2 separate regions of the Homo sapiens genome follow, and region 2 is linked to region 1. A link is a contact called in ENCODE Hi-C or POLR2A ChIA-PET data. All regions are on one chromosome and are shown on one strand. The core of a region is the stretch at or near the end of the contact, and the rest is flanking DNA. Distances in the headings are between cores, read along the strand shown. Region 1 overlaps SLC2A1 (solute carrier family 2 member 1). Region 2 holds the start of SCMH1 (Scm polycomb group protein homolog 1).

The links. A loop is a pair of places that touch in the nucleus more often than their neighbours do. ChIA-PET counts read pairs that join two places held with the same protein, here RNA polymerase II (POLR2A). Pooled maps may share reads with other maps.
Region 2: a loop to region 1 is called in a pooled map, with 4 times the contacts of the local background. The contact joins the promoter of SCMH1 here to the enhancer-like site in region 1. A Hi-C loop is called at or near these places in 5 of 50 pooled maps. POLR2A ChIA-PET finds 5 or more read pairs at or near these places in 2 of 52 experiments (activated CD4-positive, alpha-beta T cell and activated naive CD8-positive, alpha-beta T cell).

The regions. Positions count from the first base shown.
Region 1 is chr1:42,918,661-42,925,767 of GRCh38, forward strand. It overlaps SLC2A1 (solute carrier family 2 member 1), which reads right to left. Exons shown (of 10, transcript NM_006516.4): 10 at 6,693-7,107. Among named protein-coding and RNA genes, the nearest start is that of SLC2A1, 37 kb to the right of the region's middle. RefSeq lists enhancers at 4,607-4,726, 5,383-5,512, 5,933-6,022. Within about 2 kb of position 5,656, at least 39 of the 41 ENCODE cell types and tissues checked have a DNase peak (open chromatin) inside an H3K27ac peak, as active enhancers do.
Region 2 is chr1:41,239,291-41,246,712 of GRCh38, forward strand. It overlaps SCMH1 (Scm polycomb group protein homolog 1), which reads right to left and starts at 3,016. Exons shown (of 16, transcript NM_001394311.1): 1 at 2,769-3,016. It overlaps SCMH1-DT (SCMH1 divergent transcript), which reads left to right and starts at 3,068. Exons shown (of 3, transcript NR_186015.1): 1 at 3,068-3,416. RefSeq lists an enhancer at 1,577-1,756 and silencers at 2,077-2,236, 2,337-2,886, 2,927-3,326.

The DNA of each region.
Region 1 (7,107 bases), core at 4,406-6,905:
ACTAGTGAATTCTACCAAACATTTAAGAAAAAAATTATACCAATTTTCTAAACATCTTCCAGAAGATAGAAACAGCTCATTCTATGAGGCCAGTATTACCCTAATATTAAAACCAGACAAATACATTACAAGAAAACTACAAATCGATTTGTCAATTTAAAATAAATAAATAAATTTAAAAGAAAACTACAGACAAGTATCTCTCATGAAAATAAATGCAAAAATCCTTAACAAAATATTAGCAAAGCACACCCAATGATGCATTAAAAAAATTATATACATGACCAAATGTGATTTATTCCAGGCATGCAAGCCTGGTTCAACATTAAAAACACAATTGGCTGGGCGTGGTGGCTCACGCCTGTAATCCCAGCACTTTGGGAGGCTGAGGCAGGCAGATCACCTGAGGTCAGGAGTTTGAGACCAGCCAGGCCAACATGGCCAAACCCTATCTCTACCAAAATACAAAAATTAGCTGGGTGTGGTGGTGGGCACCTGTAATCCCAGCTACTCCGGAGGCTGAGGCAGGAGAATTGCTTGAACACAGGAGGCAGAGGTTGCAGTGAGCTGAGATTGCCCCATTGCACTCCAGCCTGGGTGACAAAGAGAGAGTCTGTCTTAAAAACAAAACAAAAACAAAAACAAAACCTGAAAAAACAACCCTCAATTAATGTAATCTATATGTAATTACATCAACGGGCTAAAGAAGAAAAATCAAAGGCCAGGCGTGGTGGCTCACGCCTGTAATCCCAACACTTCAGGAGGCCAAGGCGGGCAGATCACAAGGTCAGGAGATGGAGACCATCCTGGCTAACGCGTTGAAACCCCATCTCTACTAAAAATACAAAAAATTAGCCGGGCATGTTGGCATGTGCCTGTAGTCCCAGCTACTTGGGAGGCTGAGGCAGGAGAATTGCTTGAACCTGGGAGGCAGAGGCTACAGTGAGCCGAGATCGCGCCACTGCACTCCAGCCTGGGTGACAGAGTGAGACTCTGTCTCAAAAAAAAAAAAAAAAAAAAAAAAAGGAGAAGAAGAAAAGGAAGACAGAAAAGGAGAAGAAGAAGAAGAGGAGGAAGAAAAATCACATGGTCATATCAGTGCATACAGAAAAAGTATTTCACAGGACTGGGCGTGGTGGCTCTCACCTGCAATCTCAGCACTTTGGGAGGCCGAGGCGGATGAATCACTTGAGGTCAGGAGTTCGAGACTAGCCTGGCCAACATGGTGAAACCCCATCTCTACTAAAAAACAAAAATTAGCTGGGTGTGGTGGTGCACACCTGTACTCCCAGCTACTCAGGAGGCTGAGGCAGGAGAATCACTTGAACTGGGAGGCGGAGGTTGCAGTGAGCTGAGATTGCACCACTGCACTCCAGCCTGGGCAACAGAGTGAGAGTCTGTCTCAAAAAAAAAAAAAAAAGAAAGAAAGAAAAAGTATTTCACAATATCCATCATTCATTCCTGATAAAAACTCTCAGGAAACTAGAAATAGAGGGAAACTTCCTCAACTTGATTAAAGAATGTTTACAAAAAACCTACAGCTAAATATTATACTTAATGGTGAAAAATGTGAAGCATTATTGTTGCTAAGATCAGGAACAAGGCAAGGATGTCCTCTTCACTATTCCTTTCCAACACTGTATTGGAAGTCCTAGCTTATGCAACAAGACAACAAAATGAAATAAAAGGTATACTGATTGGTAATGATGAAATTAAACTGTTGTTGTTGGCTGATGACATGATCGTCTATATAGAAAATCCAAAAGTATCTACAAAATAACCACTGGAACTAATAAGCAATTAATTATAGCAACATTGCAGGATACAAGGTTAATATACAAAAGTCATTTGCTTTCTATATGCCAGCAATGAACAAGTGGAAATTAAAACATACTACCATTATATTAGCACCCCCCATATTGAAATACTTATGTATAAATCTAATAATATATATACAAAATCTCCTATTTTGTGGATATGGATATAGTAACACTGTGGTATATTGTTTGAATATATAAAGAAGAGTAATGTAAGAGTTTTATTGTAAAATGACAATATCAGCCTGACACGGTGGCTCATGCCAGTAATCCCAGCACCTTGGGAGGCCGAGGCAGGTGGATCATTTGAGGTCAGGAGTTCGAGACCAGCCGGGACAGTATGATTAAACCCCGTCTCTACTAAAAGAAATTACAAAAATTAGCCTGGCATGGTGGCAGGCACCTATAATCCCAGTTACTCAGGATGCTGAGGCAGGAGAACTGCTTGAACCCAGGAGGTGGAGGTTGCAGTGAGTCGAGATCATGCCACTGCACTCCAGCCTGGGGACACAGAGAGACAGCATCTCAAAAAATAATAAAATAAAATAAAATGACAATATCACATATCAGAAATTAAATCTCCTGCAAATATTTGAATTTAAGAAGACAAATTTGTAACTTCAATCTAAAAATAAGCAAAGAGATAGTTTTTCAAATTCTTTTTTTTTTTTTTTTTGAGACAAGTTCTTGCTTTGTCTCCCAGGCTGGAGTACAGTGGTGTGATCATAGCTCACACATTGCAACCTTGACCTCCTGGCCTCAAGCAATCCTCCCACCTCAGCCTCCTGAGTAGCTGGGACTATGGGCATGCACCACCACACTCAACTAACTCTTGTATTTTTTGTAGAGACAGGGTTTCGCCATGTTGTCCAGGCTGGTCTCAAACTCCTGAGCCCAAGTGATCCACCCTCCTTGGTCTCCCAAAGTGCTGAGATTACAGGTGTGAACCACCAGGCCTGGCCTCAAAATTCTTTTAGGAAGTATGTGAGCAAAAAAATTTGAAGATAACTACTCTAGAAGAAAGACAGAGATGTGGAATTCGTTTTGAGACAGTGGCAGAAGATGGAAAAACTGATATCCTAGGTTGGGGTCAAAACCACCTTCCTCTTGAACCATAATTCAAAATCAAGCTCTTTGTCCATGACAATTGTGACGCACTGGGATCCAGTCCTTTATGAGGAGACTAGGACAAAAACAGTGAGTCCAAGAACAAAGGAAATCCATTACCACTTAATAAACACGCTTAAGTCTTCTCATCCATTGCTTCATGCAAACGTGTATGGAATAACTTTTGTAAGAGATCGCACATTTTAAGGGGAAATTTGTGATTCCCCTGCTCCCTGATAAAAACTGGGTAAAGGAAAGCCCAAGTAAATTGACAGGTCCTTACCAGCTGTCATTTCAAAGCATTAGTCAAGGCCTTTGACAAGCAAAGTGGGGACTGGGCAAGCTGGTTGGAGTTTGGGCCCAAAGCCTGAGCTGGGAAAGAGGCCAAGGGATGACAGGAGCAAAACTCTGTCTCAAAAAAAAAAAAAAAAAAAAATATATAAAAGATCTCTGGGGGCCAGGCGTGGTGGCTCATGCCTGTAATCCCAACACTTTGGGAGGCCGAGGCAGGTGGATCATGAGGTCACGAGGTCAGGAGTTCAAGACCAGCCTGGCCAACATGGTGAAACCCTGTCTCTACTAAAAATACAAAAATTAGTGGGGTGTGGTGGTGGGGGCCTGTAATCCCAGCTACTTGGGAGGCTCAGGCAGAGAACTGCTTGAACCCGGGAGGTGGAGGTTGCAGTGAGCCGAGATGGTACCACTGCACTCCAGCCTGGGTGACAGAGGGAGACTCCGTGTCAAAAAAAGAAAGAAAGAAAACAAAAGATCCCTGGGAATTCACAGAAACCTTGGGGGTGATTACCAGACTTTCTGAAACATTTGGAAGGGGGAAGATGATGTAACTCCAGCCGATATCTGCATTACAATATATATTATTTCATTTTAATATTACAACAGAAAAGAAACAGAAGATCAGAAAGGTGAAGTGACTTGCCCAAGATTATTCAGCTAAATAGCAGTGCAGGAATCTTAAATCAGCTATTTCTGACTCCAGAAACCATATTTTTTCCAAGACCCAGCACAACTGAGGAGAAAACGTGGCAACAAGTGTGTACTCAGTTAGGTAATGGTTCAAAGAATTGAGCAAATGCTTCATAGAGAAAGTGACAGCTAATTTGGTATTTTGATATCAGATAATCTTATGGAGAGACCAAAGGCAGACCAGGAGAAAGGGGATTGAACAAAAAGTTTTAGGGTGAGGAGTTGTCCTGGGAACATAGAGTACATCAAGCTTCACTGGAGATTAGGGTGTGGAAGGAGTGTATTGGAAGATAAGGTCTGCAAAGGCCAGAATGTGGTTAAGGAATTTGGGCTTTATCATGAGAAAGTGGGGAGTATTAACCCACAGAATAATGTGGTCAGAACACATTTTTAGGAAGATCATTTGGGAAGCCAGGGTCAGGGTTACCAGATGGATTTGTTGTAGTAGGACCAGTCAAGGGTTCCCTCCAAAGCAACGTAGTATCTCTGAAACCCTGAAAGTGTGAGGTTAAACCCTGCCCTGATCAAAATGTTCACAAAACAGCCACTAGTTGGCAGGAATGTGCCAATGAATGGATGAGCCAGACTCCCAACTAGCAGCTTCTGTTCTCTCACTCCTTGAGCTGTGGTGGGGTGTGATCACCTAGTGGATAACAGGAGTAGGTGGGAGGGCAGTCTCTTCGGAGGAAACTTCAGAGGCCCAGAGGAGAAGGAGAACGTGATCAGAGAACAGAGTGGATGGATGGCTGGAGGATAGGGTTGGGGTTGAGTGGGGGCAGTGGTGAGGTCGAGAGCTTGATCATGAATGACTTGAATTTTCAGGTTAAGAAACACAGACATTATCCTGAGAGAAATGAGGAACCCAGGAAGGTTTTTAAGTAGGAGAGAGACATAACTAGATTTGAATTTTAGGAAGATCATCGATTGCAGTGTGGAGAATGAGGAGGAAGCAGGAAGCACAGAGATCAGTGAGAAGGCAGTTGCAGTGATCCTGGGAGAGGTGATGAGTGGCCAGCAGTAGGCCCAGCAATTGCAATGGACAGACGGACCAGAACTGTAGGAGACTTATGAAATAAAAATCACAGAATGAAAAAGGGGTCATTAAAAATGTAGTTGACAGAAAAGAATGATATCCTTTCCCTATTATTAAATACATCCTGAATTGTCAGATCGTCTACCTAAAATTGCACTGTAAGAATTCAGATTTCAGAACTTCTTGGCTTCTAAATTCTACTTCATTCATTCAATAATCCTGACCAGAGTCTGTGGTGGGAAGTGGGGACCAAGGAATGGCTCAGTCCTGTTCCTGCGGCAGCTGCCCTACCCCCCCAACCCCCGCCCTCGTCCCCGCCCCCGCCCCCAATGTGGTGGAAAGACACTCAATTCCGGTACAGCGTGGAGAGCGCTTTGATGGAGGAAATACAAGCCGATGTAGTGTTCCCGGGAAAACCTGATCCAGAAGGCTTCCAGGGAGAGGAGATTTTGCGCCTAAGATTTCAAATGAAAGATCTCATAACACTGTCAGTGAAACAACTAAGCACTGCTGGGAAAAGATGGTGGCCTGGAGAACAGTCCCGTTATCTATTTACCCCTTTTCGTCAGAAACCGTAGACGTCACCTTACGCGGGATAGGAACCCGGGTGAGCTACGTCCCCAGGGATGCCCAGCGATACACAAGTCACCGTCACCCCCTCCAGAGTAAACCGCATCGCCTGGCAAGCAGGCGCCCAGGTCGTCCCCAAGGGCCAGCGCCTGGAACCGCCAGGGTGTGATTGGTGGAGTCTTGGAGCCCGCCCCTCGTCGGGCCCAACAATGCGCCTCTGATTGGTGGAGAAACCACCTGGCCCCGCCCATCCCCAATCGTGTCCGTGCGCCGCCGGTGGCCCGGCTTAGGGGACCGCTGTGAGGTCTGGAGAGGATGCGCCATCGACCCCGGCAGTAGGCGGCCGAACCTTGGCCCCAAATCTTCTACCCCGGGGTGGATTGCGGCCCCTAGAGGAAAGGCGTCAGGGGACCGACCGGCAGCTGTGCCGTCGCGGCACTCTGGACCACGCTGAGGGCGGGCCGGCTTCCCTGCGCCTGCGCTGACATTTTGCAGTTTGGGAAATGGCGGTGCTCGGGGACGTCGATACTGACCCAGGGCGGGAGGCAGCTGCGAGTGGATTGTCGGGCCTTTTCAGACCGGGGTCTGAACCTCTGGGCCGGGGCGGGGCTCGGGTGCTGCCTGGCTCTGCCAACGTTCTGGGCCCTCGAGTGTGAATGAGCTCCGCCCGCCATCCGCCTTGTAGTCCTCGCGTCCGGCCACCGGCGCGGGGCTCCCACCCATCCCCACCCCACCCCACCCCACCCCACCCCGTCTGTTTCCTTTCTGGTCCAGTGGGGACAGCCCTGAGTGAGCAGCGTCGTAGGAGTAAGATACCTGGGCCCCCGGCCTCTCCTTCTTGCCCTGCCCCCGCACCCCCTCCCGCACGGGGACCCGGATAACTCCTTTCAACAGAAGTCTTTTGGGAGCACACGATAAGGCTTCCTTTCATCTGGCCTCAGCCCTTCACCAGTTAACCGCCCTGTCCCCAGGCTCAGGCAGGGCATATTCTTCGCAACCTGCTCTTCTTTGTTGAGATGCAGATGGATGTCCTCATAGATTCTTTATACCTAATGGTAATACATATAGGTATTTCCATTTGCTAAGTACCAGTTTTCCTTTCTCACACCCTTCTTACAACCCCTCTTCATGTCAGGGAGAAAAAAGCCTGCCTGTAGTTACAAAAGCAAACTTCTCCCAGATTTTGTCAGCTGAGCCTCTAGAGACAAATATCTTTGGTGTTTTATTTCCTCCAGTATTTTCTGAGTGCCTGCTGTGCATCAAGCACTGTACTGAATAGTGCTGAGGACCCACAGGAACCAAATCGGCATCTTCTCATGAAATTCAGACTAGTGGCAGAAAACTGGACTTGTGATGAAGGAGCAGATGAAGTGCTCTGGAAATTCAGGGGTGAAGGAGGAGGATGAGCTGTCTTTAGAGATGAAGCAGTAGTATACAGAGGAACCAGAGGGGGCAATTCCAAATGAAATGAACACAGGGCAGCTTGACAGCTCATTGGGCCCATACAAAGAACGTGGTTCATTTTGTGTGTGTGGGGAGGGGTGCAGGAGGTGGGTGGAGTTAATGGAGTAGTGGTTGTATGGTACCATTGTTAAA
Region 2 (7,422 bases), core at 1,766-4,265, 1.7 Mb before region 1:
CTTTGCTCAAGCTGTTTTCTCTGTTTGAAGGACGCTTTCTGCTCATGTTTGCCTCACTTACTCCTACCTACCATTTAAGATTTGGGTCAGATATCATCTCTTCCCAAAGCCTTCCTTTAACTCCTAGGCTAGTCTAAGTGCCCTCACCTTTGGGCAACCTTTACTCTCACCTTGTATATCTCAGCTATGCGTAGTTCTCATCTTTTATTCTGAGATAATCTATTTAAGCATCTAATTTACCAGCTCCACAAGATTGGAAATCTTTGTAAACCCAGCTGAGCACAGTACATAGCATAGTGCTTGACCCATAGTAGGTACATAAGTGTACAGTGAAGGTTAGAACATACCAATTTTCTTTTCTTTTTTAAAAGATGGGGTCTCATTCTGTCACTTGCTATGGCGTGATCATGGCTCACTGAAGCCTCAAACTCCTTGACTCAAACGGTCCTCCTGCCTCAGCCTCCTGAGTAGCTGAGACTACAGACATACACCATCATGCCCAGCTATATTTTTATTTTTATTTTTTGTAGAGACAGGGTCTTGCTACGTAGCCCAGGCTGGTCCAGAACTCCTGGCCTCAAAGAGTTGCCTGCCTCAGCTTCCCAAAGTGCTGGGATTATAGGCATGAGCCCCTGCATCCAGCCCTAAGTTTAAATTTTCAGTGGGATATTCACATCAATTCTTTCTCATAGTTAAGTATCCTCTACCTTTCACTCCAAGTCCTTTGCAAGGAAGGAATCAGGGCCTTTCCTCTGGATCTGTATAGTTCCATTGAGAATGGTGCTATGCAAATGTTTACCCAACTTACATAAAAGGGAACAACATTTGCACAAACATACCTAAAATCAAAACTTGACATATGTGCTACAAAGTTCAAAACTATTGACCAATTTAAAAAATGAAGGCTTAAGAACAAAAATAAAGAACCAATTCTGACTGCTGGTATGTGCTTGTCTAAGTTGTAAAAACACTGAAACTTTGCTTAGTACTTAAACAGGATCCCAGATGTAAGAGCCTGGCCTTTTATCTACAAGGCCATCTCATCTCTACTGGGCTTAAAACATTACTAACCTGCAGAGTTGCTTAGGCAAGAGTTTAGGAGGTTGGTAAGTAAGCAACAAAAAGTGTTCTCTTTCATAGTAATTTTGGGCCTCCTGCTGGCAGTTAGAACTAGAGCAAAGAGTTCAATGTAATAAAGCATTTCCCTCTGCAACCAAATATTAAAATTGCAGTTTGGCACTAAACTAGGTCTCAATCCTTTTCAGAGTTTAAAAAAAAAAAAAGAGCTATTCTATTTGCCTGGCACATTACACTTCAACAAAACATTTTGATGTACATTAGTTAGCAACATTTGATAAAGTGTTTATAGACATTTTTTAAAAGGAAGGAAACCCCCAAATTTCCACAAAATAAGATGTCTTTTAGTTTGTTTGAACAAACACTACTAAATGTTTTCTTTTTTTTTTTTTTTTAAGTTCAAAATACAGTACAGAAATGAGGAAGGGAATCTAGAGTACTTTTGATTTAAGCAGGTCAATCCTTGGGGCTGTTTCTTAGAGAAACTTACTACGTTTTGTCTCCAGGATCACTTTTAAGAAACTCTCCTTTAAGGGGATGGGGGAAACTAAAGCTCATCCAGAGGACAGTTTAGAGAACCACAGCAGATGAGAGACAACTGAAGAAAGTGGAAGTGAAGACTCAGGGGACATGATTACTATCTTCAGATATCTTAACAGCTTCCCATAAGGGAAAAGAACTAGGAAGGATGGGAGCCAGCTGTTTCTTTCAACTTATAACCAAATGTGTCCAGGAACAGAATGGGTTTCCTTTAAAGAGATTCGCTTCGGATCACTGGAAGAGGTTCCAAACGGGCTCGTCAAATTATCGGGGGGATTTGGGGATTTTCAAAGTCACTTTGGCATGGGATGGGAGAAAGCGCCCCTAGATGACTTTTAAATTCTCTTCCAGTCAGGAGATATTCCGGGGTTCACCCATCGGCTGGATACCACTTTCGATGCTCTCGGGCTGGCACACAACTGTGCCCACGTGTCTGGCCCCCAGGGCCGCTGTGGCTCACTTCGGTGCGGGGCCGCTCTCCCTGCCCGTTTCCGGCGGGGCACTGGGGCAGGCGGCACACGTGAGTCGGCCAGCCGGGGCCCAGCCCCCAGGACGCTGCTGACAGCTCCGGGCCCTAGGCGCCCCAGCTCTCGGTGGGGGCCACGCCGCCCCGTCGACCTCTGTCTCTGCCTTCCCCGAACCGGGACCCGGCCAGCCAGAATCACAGGCATTCCCACCTCTGGCGCCGGAGGGGACCGACTGACCCGCGCAGACGGGGTCGCGCCGCCGCCCGGCCCTCGGCCCCCAGCCAGCCTGCCCCGGCCCACCCGGCCCCGCCGGCCAGACACGGCGACCTATACGGACCGCCCCCACGCCGACCCTCCAAAGGGCCCCCGGCCTTGGGTTTCCCGTGCCGGGGCCCCCGGGCAGTCCTGGCGGCGTCAGGGCCGCGACCGGACCGTGGGCCCCGCCCGCCCGACCGCAGATGCAGAGCCGGCCTCCGGGCTCGGGGCCGGGCTGACACGGCCGAGAAAGGGCCCAGCCCCGCGCGGACCACAGACTGGCAGGCCGGCCAGACAGACGGACAGGCTGACCCCGGCCCGGGGGAGCAGGCGCAGCGGCTGCGCAGGTCCCGCCACCGCCTTCTGGCCCCAGGCGGCCCCTCAGGGCACGAGCTCTTAGGCGGGCGGAGGCGGCCGCGAGGCGCTTACCTGAGGGCGCGGCGGGGGCGCGGGGCGGCTCACTCTCTTCCCGCCGCCATGTTTCCGCTGCGCAGGGAGGGAGCGGAGACGCGGGAAGGGGGCGGGCGGGCGGCTCGGGAGAGCGGCGGGCGGGCGGCGGGGGGCTCCACCGAGCTGGCGGTGGCGGCTGAGGCGGGGGGCGGGGCGGGGGCTCCCCCGGCCCCTCCCCCGCGCCTCCCGCTGCGAGGTGGCGCGCGCCTCGGCCGTTGGGCTCGCGCGGGGGGCGGGGCGGCGCGCTGGAGGAGGGAGGGCGCGCGGGAACCCGGCCCGGCCGTACCCCGCCGGCCTGCCGACCCGGGTCCGGGGGCCCAGTTGGCGCCCGGACCAGCTCTCCGGTCTGCGTCCTGTAGATGGGAAAACTGAGGCCTGAGAGGGCGCGAGGGCGGGGACGAGGCCGAGGACTCGGGTTCGAATCTCGAGGACGCCAGTAGCCCGCTCTGAGGCCGCGTGGGGCTGGTGGAGGAGCCACCGGTCGGGCCCCCAAGACCGGCTGACGTGGGCCTCGCCTCGGGCGACTCCCGCCGGGCTAGTGGCTGGCCGTGTGGTGACCTTGGGCGAGTTACTTCGCACAGCCACCCAGGGGCCTCTTCTCCAACACGATAGCACTGCACCCGGAGGGTAGGTGAGAGATGAGTTGGTGCTTGGATGCCCTAGGGAGTGTCAGCGTCCTCGGTCCTCCCTGTGGTGATCCCTTCAACGAGTACGCACTGAGCCCGTGATGGGCCAGGTACAATGCACAGGCTCATTCTTCCAGGCCCACCAGCCATGTTGGCTACACAATTCTATTTTTGTTTTGTTAGAGATGGAGCCTCACTTTGTCCCCAAGGTCGGAGTGCAGTGGCGCCATCATAGCTCACTGTAACCTCAAATTACTGGGCTCAAGTGATCCTCCTGCGTCAGCCTCCCAAAGCGCTGGGACTACAGGCGTGAGCCACTGCGCCTGGCACACAATTGGTTTAACCACCACATCATTTTAGCAGCTTAGGAAACTGACGTCTTGACTTCTGTTTTGGCTGCTTGAAAATACAGTGCAATATAAATCCCGAGACCTCTGCTGAGCTGGATGTGGAGTGGGTGTGGGCATCATTTAGAACATGGCAATCCTCAGGTCACACAGGAATGTCTTGTTAATGATCCTTCTGTGAACAATGTTCCTTGGAGGGAAGTCCACTTAAGCAAGGCTGGAGCAGCAGATGGGGCAGCTGAGCCTGGATTACTTGCCTTGCCTCTAGAATAGGTCTTAGAGCTTTGGACTGAAGGGGGGCCGCCTCCTTGTATCCTGGTATTGGTGTCAGTATCCGTCTGCCCATTCTTGAGAAATGGAAATGGTCAGAATCTATCCAGGTTCTGATCTGCATCCCTGTTGTCTAATTTAAACTTTCATTCCATGGCGTTTTGGGGAGTACCTGTCTCATGAAGAGCCCTGAGGTTACAAGGATAATTAGAGCCTAAATCTAAGGAGCCCATATTTGGGGAAACTATTATGTCAATAGCTAATGAGAGCACAGTGTTGTAAGTGCTCATATTAGTTTTCTATTCCTGCATAACAAATTGGCACAAATTTTGCAGCTTAAAGCAACACCCATTGATTTACTCACAGTTGTGTAGGTCGGAAAACTGGCATGGTGTGGCTGGGTTTTCTGCTCGTGGTGTCATAGGCTGAAATCAAGATGTCTAGCACCTCCACGAGGGAAAGGTCTGCCCCAGGCTCCTTCGGGCTGTTGGCAGAATTCATGTCCCTGTAGGACTAGGATCCCACAGCTACACTGTTTTGCCAGCTCTCTGTTGGGGACCACTCTCAGGTCCTTGCCACGTGATCCCTTTTATCTCATCAACAGAGAACCTTTCTCATGTCACTCCCTCTCATTCTTTAAATATCTCTGATTTCCCTTCTTCAACCAGTCAGAGAACACTATGAGCTTTTAAAAGACTTGTAATTAGGTCAGACCCACCTAGATAATCTTCCTACTTTAAGATCACCTGTGCCACATCACATACCCTAATCACAGGAGTAAAATTCATCATAGCCACTGTCCCAGGGACTATGCAGAAGGTGTACATGAAGGTTAATCTAGGAAGCTACCTTAGAATTCTGCCTACTACGTCCAGTGAGAAATGTTCTCTTGAACATTTTCTCTATGAATTCCCCTAGCAGTTTGTTCTGTAACTCTGTCCATGGCACCATATATGTTGCCATTATTGGAGTATATTTCTAAACCTCTTTTCTAGGCTGAAAGCGTCTTGAGATCAGGAACCTTATTCACACCTGTAGCCTTAGATAAGGCTTGGCATGAGGGAGATATTCCCACATCTGCTAAAAATAAATAAATATTATGCATATTGTCCTTTGGATTCCTGCTTTTTTTTTTTTTTGAGATGGAGTCTCGCTCTGTCATCCAGTTTGGAGTGCAGTGGCATGATCTCGGCTCACTGCAAGCTCCATCTTCCGGGTTCACGCCATTCTCCTGCCTCAGCCTCCTGAGTAGGTGGGACTACAGGCGCCTGCCACCACGCCCAGCTAATTTTTTGTATTTTTAGTAGAGACAGCGTTTCACCATGTTAGCCAGGATGGTCTCAATCTCCTGACCTTGTGATCCGCCCTCCTTGGCCTCCCAAAGTGCTGGGATTACAGGCGTGAGCCACCACACCCAGCCTCCTGCTTCTTTTTTAGATCCAGCTCAGAACTTCTCTGACACTTCTCAGGAAGAACTCATTTCTCCCTCCTCTCCACTGTCACTTGGTAAAAATCTCTGTGTGAAATGTTTCCCATTGTAGTATTTTAAGTCAGACTGTAGTTTCCTTGAATATAGTACTTTGCTTTTATTCCACTTAATATTCCAGGGCACAGCATAATGTATTAACAGTTCTGTGCTGTTCAATTAAACAACTAATTACACATGGGTGTTATTAGTTGCTTAATGTTTGGATTTTAATAAGGGGGGTTAAAAACCAAGAGGCAACTGGAGAGTGGAATTGGGCTATGACAGACCCTGTGACCTTTGGGTTACAGGTGTGGGGAAGCCAAGAAATACAGAGGCAATGGAGAGGGAAGAAATAGGCAAGTTAATCAGGATGTAATTTTTTTTTAAAGGAGGTATGCTAGGAAACCCCAGGTCTGCTCTTTTCTACATTACATTACAGCAAAAAGGAGTGATTATTCTGGCACTGACAGAACTGACAAAAACAGTAGTTTTTGTTTTGTTTTTTGTTTTTGTTTTTTTTCATGTTGTTGATGACCCAGTAGAAGAGTTGGTAAAGGAAATGGGAAAGATGGTTTCTGATGCTTAAAGAAAGTATGTGTGTTGCGGGGTGTGGGGGGGATGCATTGAAATACATAAGAGCCTTCACCACATTAAGTCCTACACATCAATTAAGACTACCTTCCCCAGGAACTTCCTCTGATACCTTCTCTTCCATCCTCACCCCAGGATAAATTAAATGCCCCTCCTTTCGCTCTCCTTGTAGCCTGGCACCTTCATTCATCATTGCATTTACTAGGATCTGTGCATATCATTTTCATTTATGCTTATCTTTCACCTGACTGTAAGCTCCACAGATTGGAACTCTGTCTTTGTTCTTCATTACATCCACAGCACCTCGCACCATACCTGGAACACATTTGGTGATCAGTCTATATTTATAGAATGAATGTGCACAGTAGGACCCTTTCAGACCCAAGCCACAGACCAAAGAGGCAACCTCCTTATTATCTGCCTTGTGACCACAGGGCCCCACTGGCTGTTCAGATTCAGACATGTGCTGAGCCCAAACCTTGTTGTTTATCTAAGACGCTTCTGCTCTTTCTCCTCTTGTAAAATACAAAGTAAAAATAGTTCCAGGAAGCTGTGTGGTTAAGACATTCCAGTCTCTGAGCTCCTAGATAAAGGCTGTTATTGTTAGGAAGGTGGTCATTAATCCAACCTGCCTTTTCTGTATGCTTTGGTTTCACACCCTTCTAAAGGTACTGATTCTTTGTCCTCAGTTTCCCTTAAGCCTGTCACTAGCCGGTAACTGGAAAAAATAATAACTTTACAGCAGTTGATGTACGAATGATCTAAAGGTATCAGTTGATCACAAGTTTGCTTTATGCTCTGGAATTGTGACTTTAACTTATTCTCAAAGTGCCTTACCAGATGGCTTATATCCTCATCTATAAAATGGAAGAAATGACACCTACCTCACCAGATTATTGAAGACTGAAAGAAAATAAAGTAGAAAGACCTCCTGGCACACAGTAATGGCCAAGAAAACGTCATAGATTGGAATCACAGTTTGGAATCCCCTCACTTTGTTCTGCTATGGCCAGACTTTGGGCTATTGAGTTTGTCCTAGGCATTATATTTTAAAAGAGTGATGTTGACAAATTATGACCCAGAAGCAAATGACCAGATAAGGAATCTGGAAATCAGACTTTATAAGGAGCAGCTGAAAGGAGTTGGGAACATTTAGCCTGCAGAAGAAATAACTACTAATGGGAGTAGAGTGGGGTAGGGCAAGGCCTTAGAAGGGTCTTCAGATAATTGAAGGGCTAACATGTGGAAAAGGATTAGGCCTCAATTCTATTCCACACATATCTATGGAACTCCTATTATGTGCCAGGAACTGGGAATGCAAATAAATGTAA